2 separate regions of the Mus musculus genome follow, and region 2 is linked to region 1. Evidence: chromatin loops called from intact Hi-C (ENCODE). Cell type or tissue: heart. All regions are shown on one strand.

Region 1 (2,500 bases):
CCCTGTCCTCATTGATAAATCCGCATTCCCAATTCTACAGACATTAGAGAGAAAAGGAAAAAAACACACAAAGGAAAAGTGGTCCTGACAACGAGAAGAATAATAAATATATAGTTGTCATAAAGAATAAGAATTGGAAATCAGGCTCCCACTCTCTTGCTTCACTGAGCCGATCTCATGGCGCTTCAGTTTCTGTATCTGAAAGCTGGGAGAAGATTATGGATCATAAGTGGCTGTGATATCTCTGGGGCGAGGAACTCCATGCTTGCTGTGTGGTATTCAGCAAATATCCACCTGTGTGCTGAATTCAAACTTGTGATATACGTATGTTCCCCTCAGAACTGTCATTGGTCTTTTCAGAAGAGTCCCTGTGCTCACTCCCTGAGGCTCAGGGAGGTGTGTTGGGAGTGACAACCATAGTTTGAAAACTTCACTCATCTTGAATGTGTATCTTTTCATAACTGGGAAACATCGTGAGCTGCAACCTCCTATGGTCTATTGACAAAATAATTGGCTCAAGCTCAGAGCATTCTTAGGATTGTTCCTTGCCTTCTTCACCATCATGATTTCAGTCTTATTATGCAACTCTGAAGGTCAAACATGTTACTGGGGATGCGATCTCACAGCACTCAGATGATGGGTAACAGTAAGGACATTTAACTCTTATTAGATTTGTATGTTTTCTTCATCACAAAGTCCCATACTTGGACTGGGGATTTGACTCACTTGGTAGAATGCTTGCTGCCCCAAGCCCTTGGTTCTGTTGCCAGCAGCACACAAACCAGGCATGCAATCCTAGCACTTAGAAGGTTCAAACAGGAGGATCAGAAGTTCAAGGTCATCGGTAGCCACTTAGTGGATTCAGGCCAGAGAGATAAACAAAAAATCCCAGGACTGCTATTCATGAGCAAGTAACAAAACTTCTCCAGCCCCAGGCTTTGAACTTTAGGAAAGGTTCAACAATGGAAGCACCAACCATGAGGTGGATTAAGCATATAAAATCCTTACTGTGTGTCCGAGGCTCGGTGTCTAGCTATTCTGGCCACTGCAGTGAAAATAAACCTAAGTACAAATTCTGCTTTTGTGATTACTGTCCCCAAGATCCAGATACATAAAAGGTTTTGGACTCCTCTTTCTCATCTGTAGAAGAGAAAATGATACTCCTATAGATTATAAAGAGTGGAAAAGACTGAAAAAAAACACAGGAATAACTCCTTTGTTTCAAGAGGATTCCTACAGAACATATTCTGTAGACCCCGAGTTACTCACCCTCAGGATTATGCCCCATATAACTGTTTTAGCCAACCAGTGAGACCTGTAAGCCCCGCACTCAGAAGGACGAGGCAACTTGAATCTGAGTTCCACGACAACCCGAGCAGCGCAGTGAGACGCTATCTCTGGAACCCAACCAACCAAGCGGCCCCTCCAGCAGGAAGTGAGTTCAGATGAGGCTAAGCCGTTTTCCCCCAACACCAGCAGAGCCCTGGGTTCCCTTATCTTGACAGCCATGTGTGTGTGAAGGAGGTCAGTTCGCACTTGCGCCTGCCTGTCAGCTATTCTTCAAGCTTCCAAAGTTTGGCTGCAGGTTGTAAAATCATATTAAGTTCTGGCAGTTTAAGAAGCGTGCCCGGAAAAATAACCAGAGCAGGAAGGAGAAGAGAAGTATTTGAAGGGCGCAGATGGATTTTGCAGCTGGGGAAGGGAACATTAGCATTAGCGAAATGTCTGTGGTGGAGCCCAGGTTTCCTTCACACAAAGGTCACATCCCTTCACTGTGAAGAGAATCATGTTGAAGGTATGATGTTGCCGTTGCACTTTATCGTTCCCCATCCTGAAAGGTTTTCATCTTGGCAGCCTTTTCCCCTCTACTAATCCAATTCTCCTTGGAAAATGTCACTCCGCTTGAATTTTCATAGCTCTTCCCCTCACTTGGGCACCTGGGAGTTCCGGATCAGAGCTGCGAAGCCCACGAGAGGAGGAGACGCATTTCATTATTGTGGGCGCCGGATGAGTTAAGCTATAAAGAAATGCCAGGCAGTTTCTTTTCTGACTTTTTCCCCTTGGTCTGTTTTTCTACATCAGGCTGTCTCTATTGTATAGGCTAGATGGTCAGCGGAAAGTGCAGCTGCCCTCTCACGGGGGAGTGACAAGATGAGACACACATAGGGACTGTCAGCTGACCCTAAATACCATTCTAAGGAAAGAACGGGATTGGCCATGGAAGAAGAAACCTCTTCCGGAGCTTCACACCACACCAAGCTCTGCACAAAAGGGGGAGTTAGACAAACTGCTTAAAGTCAGTGGGCAGTGAAAAGAAGCTGGAAGCGAGCAGACCCAGACCTCATTGTCTCTCACATGTACCCAGTACCACAACCCCACAGAACATTTCTGTGGGCATGGCACCCTGGAAGAAGAAAACTTGACTTAAAATGTAGTCGATTTGGTTATTTTGTGGCATTAGGGATCTGGAGCTCCATCCCACAAGATCTCCATATAAGCA
Region 2 (2,500 bases), 170 kb before region 1:
CTCTCCCTTTTCCACTTTCCCTCTTTCTCCAATCACTTCTGGCTGGCCTCCTCCTCCTCCCCCCCCCTTCTCAACCCCCTTTTCCATGTCTTAAGTAAACTGTATTCTACACTATGCCCCTTGTATGGCTGGTACCTCGGGGGAAGGGATGCCTCAGCATGGGCCCACCAAGGAGCCCCGCCCACCATGCCAAGCTCTTCTAACCATATAAAACACAACAGATACAGCAGCACCACATGGGGATTCTCTGCAGGAGAAAAACAAGTTTCTGAGAGAAAGAGATCTCCACAATCATTCTTAGGGAGGTTTTCCTGGCTGATTAATGGGAACAGGGAGCTGAGAATGTGCCTGCACTGACCCCAAAGACTACATGATTTCAGGCCAGCCAGGATTGCTGTAGAGAGGAACAAGAGAAGGACTAAAGTGTCATTGAGGTTGAAGGATAGGGGTAGTAGAAGATTGGGAACATGGATTTAGCCCTGACTGTACTGAAGACCTCAGGGAAGACTTCAGCATGAGGGAAGCACTGGGAAAAGCACAGGAGGAAGAGGACTTCTCATTAGAGCAAGTCGGTGGAAGGACAGAAAGTTACACAGATAGCTACAGTCAGGCAAGAGGGATGTTGAGGGCTGAGCAAGGCAGGGGAGCACAGACCAAACAGAGGGTGTCCCAGGAGCTCTGCCAAAGGTCAGTAGAGGTCAGTGTAATGGATACTGAGACACAGACTGCTCCAACCAACACTTCAGCGCAAACACCTAGGGCATGATGCGATTGTGAGAGCCATTATTGACTACATAATCAGGAACTGACTCAGACGGACCTTCACCTATCTGTTTTATCGCAGTGTGTTACCTCATTTTATCCCCAAAGCCACTAGCAGACAAGAAAGCACTTCTTCTAGCCCTTTGGGTTAAGATCAAATGTAAAGACAAAAATCAAATTCCAAAGCAGGGGCTGGAGCAGAAAGTTCTGTGCTTAAAAACACTGGCTGCTTTCTCAGAGGACATGGGTTCAATTCCCAGGAGTTGCACACAAGCTCAGAGTGCCTGTAACTCCTATTTCAGGGACGCTGACTCCCCCTTCTGGCCTCCTAAGGGGTTAGACAACAAGCTTGCACACCCATTTACATATAAATAAATAAATAAATAAATAAATAAGTAAATAAATAAGATATAATAAGAAAGGAAGGCAGGCAGACACTCCTCACATTATTTAAAAACAGAAAGACAAATCATAGTAAAGTTTAAATTTGTTCAAAATATTTAATACCTGGTGTAGTTGGGATACTAATACCAGCACTTGGTTGTTGGGGGCAGAATATTCACACTATGTAGTAAGAGTCTGAGGCCAGCCTGGCCTACTTGGGACCCCTATTAAAGCAGCAACAAAAAAGATCTCTGTCAGTTCTAGAGTTGCAAACAGAACTTGTGTCTTTTACATTTCAAGCCAGGATGTGTTTCCTGCCCTCACTCCTGGGGCCTTCCTTCCCTCTCCCCATCCCCCCTACTTTCTTCTTTATAGGGTAGCTTCTTAGGAGCCAGAACCAACAGTAGATCTTAAAAATGAGGTAGGTTGAAACACCCATGATTCCTGACAAACAGAAGGGAAACCTGTCATTACGTGCCAGGGAAGGAGAGTTGGTCCTGATCATTTGAGATCTATAGCAGCTGAAGTTATCCCCTCCACCCAACCCCCACTTCCATCCTGCTCCACCCACAACCTTTTCTTGGTATCCCACAAAGAAGGTAGCTCTGAATGAGAGAGTAAAGAAGAAATTTATAACCTCGCAAGACCCTCTAAAACAGAGCCTCACAGGAAACACACCTACCCTGATCCTACAGCAAGCCAACCTGCATTTGTTATAACCTACACACTTTTCAGATTTGCAATCAATCCCCTTGCATTTCTTTCCAACTAGAACCTTTACCTGTTGCTCTTCCACTGTTTTGCTGGCTGCATCTGTTCCCCTTAATCATCAGAGCCTCATTTTCTGATGTCTCTCCACCAATGTCATTCAACTTTACCTGATCTGTTTCCAGCATACACAGGTGTCAGCATAAGGGTTCTAGGAGTTAGGAGCGCACTCTCACTTGTGTCTGCGTACGTGTGTATGTGTGTGTGTGTGTGTGTGTGTGTGTGTGTGCGTGCGTGCGTGCGTGCGTGCGTGCGTGCGTGCGTGCGTGCGTGCGTGCGTGCGTGCGTGCGTGCGTGCGTGCGTGCGTGCGTGCGTGCGTGCGTGCGTGCGTGTGTACAGGAGTAGAGTCACCAGAAATTTAGGAGCCAGTCTGCACTCTCCTTCAGAGATAAGGGATTGAACTCTGAACAGGAACAATGGAATACTCTAGCTCCTGCCCTAAACTGCAGCTCCAGCCACTCCCTACCCATAGGGGAAGCAGCCCAACCTTGTAAAAAGACTCTGATGAATAATTAAGTCACCATTTACAAGAAACTCTAATCTTAGTGCAGTTCAAGGTAAAGACAGACTGCAGCCCTGGACAGC

What was found. Hi-C counts contacts between places; a loop is a spot of excess contacts. Peaks named below come from ENCODE experiments on the same cell type or tissue, not always from the same donor. Only the 100,000 strongest peaks of a DNase experiment are listed, where the experiment ranks them.
Region 2: a loop joins it to region 1, with 2.5 times the contacts of the local background. A loop is called at or near these places in 6 of 42 quality-filtered maps.

Annotation. Positions count from the first base shown.
Region 1 is chr12:16,184,132-16,186,631 of GRCm38, forward strand. No RefSeq gene overlaps it. Among named protein-coding and RNA genes, the nearest start is that of Gm48606, 47 kb to the right of the region's middle. In heart, no CTCF peak of the experiment used is centred here; DNase peaks (open chromatin) are centred at 1,470 and 2,180; H3K4me3 peaks cover 1,244 bases; H3K27ac peaks cover 2,060 bases.
Region 2 is chr12:16,013,379-16,015,878 of GRCm38, forward strand. Gm36235 (a long non-coding RNA gene) reads right to left here and starts at 2,148. Exons shown (of 8, transcript XR_872507.1): 1 at 2,025-2,148. In heart, a CTCF peak has its summit at 1,085 (motif pointing left); no DNase peak of the experiment used is centred here; H3K27ac peaks cover 1,326 bases.